Linked DNA regions of Homo sapiens: all the other regions are linked to region 2. A link is a contact called in ENCODE Hi-C or POLR2A ChIA-PET data. All regions are on one chromosome and are shown on one strand. The core of a region is the stretch at or near the end of the contact, and the rest is flanking DNA. Distances in the headings are between cores, read along the strand shown. Region 1 has its middle 130 kb from the start of RHOU. Region 2 has its middle 170 kb from the start of RHOU. Region 3 overlaps LOC124904539 (a long non-coding RNA gene).

The links. Hi-C counts contacts between places; a loop is a spot of excess contacts on that map. ChIA-PET counts read pairs that join two places held with the same protein, here RNA polymerase II (POLR2A). Pooled maps may share reads with other maps.
Region 1: a map of ascending aorta shows a loop between it and region 2 (2.0-fold over the local background). The contact joins two enhancer-like sites. A Hi-C loop is called at or near these places in 3 of 168 maps with a recorded cell type or tissue (DLD1, aorta and ascending aorta), 2 of 37 single-sample maps with no recorded cell type and 6 of 50 pooled maps. POLR2A ChIA-PET finds 5 or more read pairs at or near these places in 5 of 52 experiments (A549, IMR-90, MCF 10A and 2 more).
Region 3: a map of endothelial cell of umbilical vein shows a loop between it and region 2 (5-fold over the local background). The contact joins two enhancer-like sites. A Hi-C loop is called at or near these places in 3 of 168 maps with a recorded cell type or tissue (HepG2, aorta and endothelial cell of umbilical vein) and 5 of 50 pooled maps. POLR2A ChIA-PET finds 5 or more read pairs at or near these places in 4 of 52 experiments (HepG2, PC-3, Panc1 and 1 more).

Annotation. Positions count from the first base shown.
Region 1 is chr1:228,859,944-228,863,510 of GRCh38, forward strand. No RefSeq gene overlaps it. Among named protein-coding and RNA genes, the nearest start is that of RHOU, 130 kb to the left of the region's middle. Within about 2 kb of position 1,313, at least 9 of the 41 ENCODE cell types and tissues checked have a DNase peak (open chromatin) inside an H3K27ac peak, as active enhancers do; they include ascending aorta, where a contact is called at or near this core.
Region 2 is chr1:228,902,012-228,905,727 of GRCh38, forward strand. No RefSeq gene overlaps it. Among named protein-coding and RNA genes, the nearest start is that of RHOU, 170 kb to the left of the region's middle. RefSeq lists a silencer at 1,071-1,365. Within about 2 kb of position 1,305, at least 16 of the 41 ENCODE cell types and tissues checked have a DNase peak (open chromatin) inside an H3K27ac peak, as active enhancers do; they include ascending aorta, where a contact is called at or near this core.
Region 3 is chr1:228,937,169-228,940,415 of GRCh38, forward strand. All of the region lies in intron 2 of LOC124904539 (a long non-coding RNA gene), which reads right to left. Among named protein-coding and RNA genes, the nearest start is that of RHOU, 200 kb to the left of the region's middle. Within about 2 kb of position 1,448, at least 17 of the 41 ENCODE cell types and tissues checked have a DNase peak (open chromatin) inside an H3K27ac peak, as active enhancers do.

The DNA of each region.
Region 1 (3,567 bases), core at 63-2,562, 42 kb before region 2:
CTGAAAAGAAAGCGGAGGAGTCAATTAAGCATTAGTCTGGCACTCAGCAAATCTACATTTTACATAAGAGAAAGTCAGCCTGCGAAATTACAGCTGTCTTGGAACAAAAGGAAGGGAGTTTTTGCATGACTCAGTTTCCAAGCTTAACTTTTCCCTTTGGCATAGTGAGTTTGGAGTCCCGAGATTTTATTTTCCTTTCACAGGCCTTTCCACTGTGGTGTTTTCTTCTGTTTTTTGTTTGTTTGTTTGTTTGTTTTTTGCTTTTTGGGTTTTTTTGGGGGGTGGGGTGGGGTGTGGGACAGAGTCTCATTATGTCCCCTGGGCTAGAGTGCAATGGTACGATGTCAGCTCACTGCAACCTCTGCCTCCCAGGTTCAAGCGATTCTCCTGCCTCAGCCTCCTGAGTAGCTGAGATTATAGGCACATGCCACTACACCTGGCTGATTTTTGTATTTTTAGTAGAGATGAGGTTTCACCATGTTGGCCAATCTGGTCTTGAACTCCTGACCTCGTGATCCACCCACCTCAGCCTCCCAAAGTGCTGGGATTACAGGTGTGAGCCACCACGCCCGACCTTTTCTTCTGTTTATGCAGTGGCATGGAGCAGTCCCTCTAAGAGGGCTGACCCAGGTATGAGTCATTCAGTCAGCCTGAGGGTCCAAGGGCTGCTCCATGGTGAGGCAGACATCCAGAAGGGTCCAGAGGGAGAATCTATGGCAAGAGACAGCAGTCTAGAGGGATGGAAGTGGTGGCAGAAAAGCTGGCTTTTAAAAGGCAAGTTTTTATTCTAGGCTGACTTTCTCTTATGTAAAATGTAGATTTGCTGAGTGCCAGTGAATTTATAATTTTAGAAACCCATCAGGGAGTTTCTAGATGAGTTTCTAAGAAGTCTAAGAAATGTCCAGGAAGGCCCTTAGCCACCTCGTGGAAATTGGGAGAGAAGAAATGTGTGCAGAGAAAAGAGGGATTTTTGATGCAGAGAAAAAGAACAGGTGTGTCCCGGCTGCTGGCTCTGAGTAACCCGTCTAATCTCACTGTACAGAACGTACCTGCACTTTATACTAACAATGAGTGCCATTCAGCGTGCCATTTATGATGTTCACAGTGGCCTTCCTTGGTGTGGTCCCTGAAGCCCTGCAAAGCAGGGACTGTGCGGTCTGAACCAAACAGGGGCCCCTGGGAATAGGGTAGCGTGTTCTGATACCTGAGCTGGTAGTAGAGTCAGAGCAAGAACAAAAGCCCCAGCGAGCAATCTGGGTTCAACCCCTGTCACCTTAGCTCACGTGCCTGCATTGTGAAGTTCACGGTAATAGCTTGACTGCATTCTCGCCATGGTTCTGGGTCAATAAATCAGTCAGTAAGCACTGGGTGAGTAAGTAGTGCAGAGCAAAGTCTGAGCTTGGTGCCACAAGTGGATAAAAAAGAAATAGATGACTCAACCTCTGCTTATAGGGAGGCTCTGATCTAGCTGAGATAGCACAGAAATATTTGGAGAATGACTCTAGTGCAGAACTGAAGGTGCAGAATGACTCTGAAACGTTGCTGCACAGCAGGGTCCAAGAAAGGAGAGGGCAGTGCCAGCTGGGTATGCCAGGAAGGCTTTTGGGAGAAAAATACTGGCCAGGGTCTGGGAGAATCAGCAAACATGCCTGAGGGTAGAAAACCAGTGTCCCAGGACAGGGACCCTGTGCAGCCCTGGGGTGGGCTGGGTGGGACCGAGCCGGCAGTGCCTGCAGGGATGATGGGCACCAGAGCACAGCTCTCAGCCTATGTGTCCCGGAGCTCTGGGCGCTCCCAGGTGTCCTCACTGCACCGTGGTAGCTCCTGTCTCATGGAGCCACCTGTCCTAGCACAACAGCTCCAATCACTGCTATTAGAACAGATCCAAGGGGCAGGCTGGGAGGGTGTTAGGTTCAAAAAGGAGCACTATGTAGAAGCAAGAAAAGAGATGAAAGTTTTGCTCCTATCTGCATCTGGCCAGAGAGCAGACTTTGATTTGCAACACCGTGTGGTCTCTGCAGGATTACGAAAGGGAAGAGGGGGTGGGCGGAAGGCTCTCCTCCCCAGTGCATCATTTTCAGTTTTGTCTTTTACTTTCAAAGAAAGCTGTCTTTCTGACACTGCATTCTGCCCTTTCTGACCCATGTCCCATATTTAAAGGCTTCACATAGACTATATAATCCAAGTTATCCCTCTGTGGAGAAAGTGGCTATGAGAATTAGAGAGACAAAGGGTGTGCTTGTGGGAATGGGATGTAACGTCAGAGCAGGTTCAACCTTACAGCTGTGCAGTCCAGTTAGTCAAATATTAATGAGTCAATTTAATTAAAGATTAGGTCCTCTGTTGCACTAGCCATCCTGCAAAGTCACATGTGGCGAGTGTTTTCATACTGGATAGCACCACAGAAAGTTCTGTTGGGCATCATTGCCACTTGGACCAAGGGATCAACTGCTTTCTGGGTGGGAGAACTGAGGCACAGGGAACCACGGCTTGGACTCCAAACTTAGTGCTCTGATCAGTGTGTTGTCCAAAGCTTCCAGCAGACAAGGATTCAGACCACACAATTCAGGAGCAATAAGATGGCTGGAGTGAACAACAAGTTTCCCTTGACTTTAGAAGAAAAAGATCTCTAAATCCTGGAGATGATTACATGCTTTTCCTGAGGGCTGAGGAAAGAGGAGAAGCAGTTGGTTTGTTTTCAATTAGCCACCCTCCTCCTTTTTCTAAGAAGAGGAAAGTCACTGCCAGGTCACAGGGCTCGGAGCCAGGGTCAGCAGAGGGGCTGGTCGGAGCACCTGAGCCAAGTGGGCTGAGACTCTGATCCTCGTGAGTGTCACCTGCCACCAAATGCTCTCTCCTGGGCTCTGCCATTTGGTTTTTTATGTCTGCACTGTGCTGACCCTTCCATCTCCCAAGCACCCAATGTTCACCGCCCCTCCTTGGCATGTGTGCCCCCTCCACCCAACACACGCCCTCTAGCGCAGGGCGGGATGGGGGCCGCCTGCAGCTGGGCCCTGAACTTCAAAGTTGGGAGAACCTGAGTCACTCATCCCAGCAAGGTGGGCTTCCAAGAAACCCCACTCCCACACTACCCCTGTCTTCCCATAGGTTGTCCCTGGGTCCTGTTAGAATCTCAGAGAGACATGGGACTACGAGTTATCCAAATTCAGGAATAGTCAGAACAAGTGAGTGAAACACACCTTTGCCTGCCTGTGAAGGGCCAGCTTCTGCACGGGCACCAGAGACACAAAGATAAATGCTCCCAATGACCTGATTTACTAAGGAAGGAGAGAGACAGGAACTCACTGCTTAAGGGCTACGTTTATTCATTCCTCTATCCAGCAAATTCTTCAGGACTCCAGCTGTGTGCCCAGCATTATGCAAGAGCTGGGACTTTAATTTTCAGTAAGACCTGCTTTTTCCTTTAAGGAGTTTGAATCTAAGAAGGAAGCAGGCAGCACTGGAGCAATTACCCCACAGTGCCACGATCCTTGTGAGCATAGGAGCTACAGGAAACTCGAGGAGAGCATCCAACCCAGTTTGGGAAGTTCAGGTGTGCAGGAGACA
Region 2 (3,716 bases), core at 55-2,554:
GCTTAGCCTACACTGTGCTTCCCTGCATGTACATGCATGCACACGCTCAACACAGCACATACACACACTCAATACCCAGCACACACATGCATATACACCCACAGGCTGAGTGGCCAGTGCTGATGGGGAGGAGTGCTGATAGAGAAAGATTTGGGGGCCAGTACCCTGGGCTGAGAGCTTACATGTGGCCCTGGGATTGTGGCCAGTGTCTTGGAGAAAGAGACTACAGGTAGCGTAAAGTGGGTTGTTTTCAGGAAGGTCTGTGTTACACTCTGAGAGTATGCCACGACTCTTTAAGGCTCAGATGAGAAAGAGTGACAGAGTTGGGAAAAGGGGCATCCTCCTCACTTTTGCACAGGACACAGTGCCACCCTGGGCTGGGAGACTAGAAGGGAAGTTTGTGTCATTCAGTGCCATGGGGGTTCTTCAGTTTCAGGAGATGTCCCCCACCCCCCGGCAGGGTGCTAACCATGGAGGGCAACCACTGATGCCTCCAGCAGCTTCTGGACAGAAGATCCTGTAAGGAGCCAGAGAAGAAGGAGAGGGGCCTGGTGCTGTGCATGTGTGAGGTTGTTCAGGCTCCTTCAATGGCCGGTGCTGTGACATCTACATGTCTCTCTCTGTGTGTCTGTCAACCTACCTATTGACTGTCTATCTACCTACCTATCCTATCATATCTATCTCTATCTTTCATCTATTTATCATCTATCTACCAATCTCATCTATGCATTTAAATATGTATGTATGTATGTATCTATCTATCTATCGATCGGTCGATCGATCATTTATTTTTTATCTTGATTACACCAGATAAGCTGAGGATTTTGCAGGTAAGCACGTGGAAGCTAAAGGCCAGCAAGACTTGGTTAGGAATATCAATGCGTCCTCTCTCACGGCTACCAACCAGCCAGTGAGGGATTTGCAGTGTGACAAAACAGGCCTAAGCCCTGACTGGCTGAGGGAGCCAGTGCCTTACAGGTTAGTCAACCAAATGGGGATAGTGGAAAAAACAATGCACAAAAGGTTTCTGAAAAGCAGAAATCAGGGTGCCCTGGAGTAGTCATGGCAGTAAATTAGCGGCAGTCAGTGGCATGGTGCCCACAGCTGGGCTTTTCCCGGCCTCTTTTTCACATGCCACAGGGGACCGTTTGCTACAAGGGAGCCTCAGTTGGCACCACTCCACTGTTTATATTTGGTCATTTATTCCCAATCCTCATGAGTCAACCAGAGAGCTCTGCCAGTGGTGATGATTCTGCCGCGCTGTTTTATCTGGAGCAGTGCCATGGACTCTGTGCTGATGTATAATCCCTGAAGGAAAACAGGAAAAGATAGCCGTACACAGGCAAAATATGTACATATTTCACTGGCGCAGCCACAAAGCCAGAATAAGTCAACTAGTTCAGCTGAAACAAAAGTCAACCCAAACACTGAACCACACAAGCCCAGGAAATTTTGTTTAAAAAAAGAAAGATATGAAGAAGGAGGAGGAAGATGCGACATGCTCTGGGGAGCCCTGTTTCAGACTCTGTTCTGGTGATCCTCACGCAGGTGAAATCACTTTCCACAGTGGGCTTGGGGGCTTCGGGTGCTAACTCTTCCCCACTGTCTCACTGACAATGGTGGGCGCCCTGGGCTGATTCCTCACTATCTATCCCAACACTCTCCTTTCCTTCACCCAGAGCCTGGAGAGCTAAACCCTATGTTTCCCAGGCCCAAGGCTCCAGATGTGATTAGTATCTGCCAAGCAAATTCCCTCCTGGAAGGGTTGATTTCAGAGCAGAGTTAAGCCAAACAAGAGGCGGGACACAAGACTTCCAGTTTTGCAGGTGTGGGACTGTTGCAGAAAGATCACTGTTCCATGCAGTGAGCAGCTACAGGAACAGTGCTTCGATTCCTTGGAGGCAGCTTTCCCTGCGCAGCTCTGCAGACTGCAGTGCTAGTCGCGGCTTCCTGATTCAGCAGGCAGCCTCCTCAGAGCAGCAGGAGCTGTGGGGACTGTGGGGACTGTGGTGACTTTGGTGACTTTGGCCACCAGTCCTGCAATGTGGCTTTGGATGTAATTCCTAGAAGCTTAGCCTCAAATCTGTTTCCTCTGCTCTCCCAATGATTCTGTAAACTATTTCACACCCTCAATATTTCTTCTCCGCTTAAACTAGCGAGAGTGTATTGTATTCTGTGCAACTCAATGCTGATGAATCAGAGTATAAAATGGTTTAGAGCGGGGTTTGGTGGCTCACACCTGTAATTTCAGCACTTTGGGAGGCCGAGGTGGGAGGATCACTTGAGCCCAGGAGTTTGAGAACAGCCTGGTCAGCACAGTGAAAACCCCATCTCTACAAAAAATTTAAAAATTACCCAGGCGTGGCGGTGCATGACTGTGGTCCCAACTACCAGGGAGGCTGAGGTGGGAGGATCACTTGAGCCCAGGAGGTTAAGGCTGCAGCAACTATGAATGGGCCACTGCACTCCAACCTCATGACAGAATGAGACCCTCCCTGCCCCTAAAAAATAAATAAACCAGATTGGCCATGCTCACTTCACAGTGAATAGGATGGCATGGAGGCCCAAGGCAATCTTGGTAAGTTGCTAAGTTGAAGCCTAATGTGAATAATAAAGGAGTTTGCCAACTTTTAACTTTCCCAATTTCAGAAATTCTCACTAATCCCCCAACATTTATCCCCTTTGAGTTCCAGGAGGAATTCTTCCCCACATTTTAAACTATGCTGAAAGTATGAAACACACTGAGCTGGATATGTCTGTTTGAGATGAAATATCCTGGGGGACCAGTAGGGTCTGGACATCGTATACATGGAGACAGATAACCACTGTCGCTTATATAGGTTCTCTATGGTCAGCAAATATCCCTAGGGGGAATTGTCTCACAGCCATTCCCTATGTGTTGTATTTGGGTCAGAAAGCAGTTCTGAGGTTGCTGTTCTCTCCATGATCTGGCCAGTTCTCACCTTATCCAGACTGTGGTAGGCAGAATAATGCTCCCCAAAGATATCTGTGCCCAAATCTCTAGAACCTGTGACTATGTTATGTTACATGGCAAAGGGGAATTAAGGTTGCAGATGGAATTAAGGTTGCTAATAAACTGACCTTAAGGTAGGGAGATTATCTTAGACTATCCAGGTAGGACCAATGTCCTTGTTCAAGAACAAGGGTTCTTAAAAGTAGATGAGGAAGGCAGAAGGGAGATGTGATACAGAAGAATGATCAGAGAGATGCAGCATTGCTGGCTTTGAAGATAGAGGAATGTGTTCAGAACTAAGGAAGGGGACAGCCTTTAGAAACTGGAAGAGGGCAGCCAGGCACGGTGGCTCATGCCTGTAATCCCAGCACTTTGGGAGGCCGAGGCAGGTGGATCACCTGAGGTCAGGAGTTCAAGACCAGCTTGGCCAACATGGCAAAACCCCATCTCTACTAAAAGTATAAAAATTAGCAGGGCATGGTGGCAGGCACCTGTAGTCCCTGCTACTCAGGAGGCTGAGGCAGAAGAATAGCTTGAACCCAGGAGGCAGAGGTTGCAGCAAGACAGAGATCACAGCACTGCACTCCAGCCTGGGTGACAGAGCAAGAGTCTGTCTCAAAAAAAAAAAAAAAAAGAAAAAAAAGAAAAAAAAGAAACTGGAAGAGAGAAAGAAGAATTCTCCCCTAGAGCCTCCAAAAGGAATGCAGCCTGATCAAAACTTTGACTATTACCCAATGAGAAC
Region 3 (3,247 bases), core at 198-2,697, 35 kb after region 2:
ACCTGTGCCAGTCCCCAACCACCCTGGGCATGCCCTGCAGAGGTACCAAGCCCGGGGCTGGAAGGGCGGGGATGAAGATTATGGATGCCATCTGAATCTTTTCAAATTCAACACATTTTTTTGGACACCAAAGCACTTTTTGTACATTTAAAAAAAATTACTCTAAACACTAAACCTGGAAGTTGTTTTCTGAAGAAGGTGAGGGGAGAGCACCTCCCCCAGGCAACCTAGATCCCTCGCATGCACAGTTCCCAACACGGAGTCTTGTGGAAGGGAGCGCTCAGTAAGATGTCATTTAGCTTAAAGACTGTGGATGCCTGAGCATGCCGCGTTTCCCGCAGCCGTGCTTCTTGCTTGGTGCTCAGTCTTGGCAAAGTCATCTCCGGCCCTACGTTCTCAGGTGTGAACGGTGGAGTCAGGGGTGCTGAGGGTCATGCTCACTCACCAACTACCCTGCACCAGCACCCTCCCCCCTGCACTGGTTTTCTGTGCTCTCGTTTGGTGTCCCCAAAATCTTGAGGCCTGTAGGATTATCACCACTACACAGAAGAGGAAACCGAGGGTTAGAGAGGTGGTCTGAATGTCTAAGAAGGGAGATCCAGGATTGGAACCCAGATTTGTACAACTCCAAAGCTCTCTTGTGACCTGTGCCGCCTCCCAAGGGGTGAGCAATCGTGCCTCCCTTTCCTCTGCTCAGCCACCCTGCAGCTCACACAGCTGCAGTAATGACTGCTCTCGAGAGAGCTGCCCCACCCAGAGGGGTTTAAGGCAGAGAAGAGCGGCCTGCAGCCTAGTTTCTCTCAGTGTGCCTTACAGCCAAAGCCAAAGACTGAGGCCGACTCCCAGGACAGGGCCGCTACCCTGGCCTCAACACCACAAATGACTGGACGCAGCTGCTGGCAGAAAAAGCCGCACTCCAGGCATTTAGTACCTAACCGAAGAAATCCAAAGATTCTTATCTGTGCCTTGCTTCTCAACTGCAGAGGTTCTTCCCTTTTGTCCTAACACACTGGGAGGGAACTCTGCACTGATGACAAGTAACCATGAACGTGATTCCTTTCCCTCCTGCGGTGGTCATCTTCAGCAACTCTAGCCGTGAAGCCAGCCTGCCTGTCTCTTTCTTTGCTTGTGTTGGGTCATATTACTGAAGAAAGAATAATAGCAACACTGTTACCCGCCTGTGTACCAGTCTTTGTTCACGGGAGGTTTTAGGATCTCTATGACACACGCAGGCAGAGCATGCCACCGTCACTTAGGAGGGGAAGCCAGAGGTCTTGGAAGTCACACACTAGCAGGGAAGAGACCTAGGTTTTCCCATGGCTCACTGCAGCCTCCCTGAACTCTTTTTCCACAGATGCTAGGCTGACACTCCCTTGTCCCCCTCTAGAGCTCTGTGAACAGGAAGAGGTTGTCTTCTAGCTGTGTAGAGGCTGGGGGAACAGCCCACAGTGCAAGCCACGACTACCTGCTCTGAAGTGGAGGGGCTGTGGAGCAGACAGCAGACTTCTCCCAGCTGAGCAGAGCTGGGCAAAACAGATCGATCTAAACCGCCCTTAGCGGATGTTCTCATTTCCCTGCTGCCCTAAAAGTGGTGTCCGCCTGAGGTGAACACTATAAATAACTGTTCACAGGCGGGTTGTTAAGGACTCTATGGCCTGTGTTGGCAGAGACAGATTCCGGGAAGTCAGTGACTTGGTCACTTCCTACTTAAAACGCAGGGCACCAAGGAGCCTATTTTGGGCTAAATGCAAAAGCCTGGGAATCAAAGAAGAAACGTTAGAGGAGAGACCGACCTCTTGCTTTTAGCCACAGTTTGGAAAAGTTTTTTGTTGTTCTCAATAGTTCGATGGAAAGTGGTAAAAATGCTTTAATTAATTATTAACCTTGGTATTTTTCTTCATAGTTCTCAACATGCTTCACACACCTTTCCTTCTTTGAGCCTCAAAGCAACACTGTGAGTAATCTTATTGTTGTGAACCCATTTTACAGGTGAGAAGACAGAGGCAATAAACATAAGGGCTGGGCCTCACACCTGGATCTGCTGCTCCCTAGCCCCTAGTTATTCCTTCGCCTCACACCCAAGGCCATGATCTCACTAAAAAGAAACACCTTTAAGAGCAGGCACCCCTGCCTGATTCAGTCAGCAGTAAGCCATCAGCAGATCTTGCCCAGTTATAGCCTGGTCCACCTGTTTGTAATAAGCATAGTGAGAAGGACAGAATCACAGCTAGGTGGTTGGCAGGTTGAGTTGAGACTGACCACAGGGTGTGTTTGGTTTCTGGATGGGGCTGGGGTCCTTCTGAGCGTGAGACAATAGATGACACTCAGCCACAGGAGGCTGGGCCCAGCAGGGCCTCCGGCCTCAAAGCAGCGGGGTAGCAGCTCTGAAGTCAGAAGTTGAGGCTGCAGTCTTGAGGCAGAATTTCTTCTGTGGGACACCTCAGTTTTTGCTCTTAGGGGGATCAACGGAATGAGGCCCATCCACATGATCAGGGGCAATCTCTTGAAAATCAGCTTATTGTACATGTGACCCACACCACAAATACCTCCACAGCAACGTCCACATTAGTGTTTATTAAATAACCGGGTCCTATAGCCTAGCCAAGCTGATGCATGAAACTCACCATCACATCCTGTATCCATCTACAGCTTTCTAGGGCACTGTGGTAGCCCAGGTGAGGCGTTGTGCTCTAAACTCAATTCTCTGGAACAAAACTGCTGGGCCACTTTTTTGTTAGTTCCTGTATCTCTCCTCTGATGTGCACAATTGTGGCTCAGGATTATGAAGTTCCAGAGCAGAGGACAGGGAAGGAAAGAGGGAGCAAGTGCCTGGGAGGAGCAGTAGCCGGCTCTGCCACTCAAGTGTGTGCTTTTCCCCCAACCCACACCTGTCACTGAGGCAGCCGTCCCTGCTAATGGATGTGACTATGAAAGTATCGTATCCCAGTTCATCCAGAGACCAAATGGGGCCGCGTAAAAGAGCCACAGTTTTGCCTAAGTGAGATTGCAGCAGACACGAAGGAGAGCCAAGGCACTGGACAAGGACACAGGTCAGGCAGAAGCACAGGAACAAAACTGTTGGTCCCTGGTCGGGGTCCCCCAACTTCTCTTGCAAGCAAATCTACATATAAATCCACATTTTCTCATGACTATGGTTCAGTTGATGGTCAGCTTACAAGTAACACCTGGACATGGCAGTTTAGGGAGAGAAGGTTAGGAGGCCTAATCCTGTGATTTCTGGGGAAAA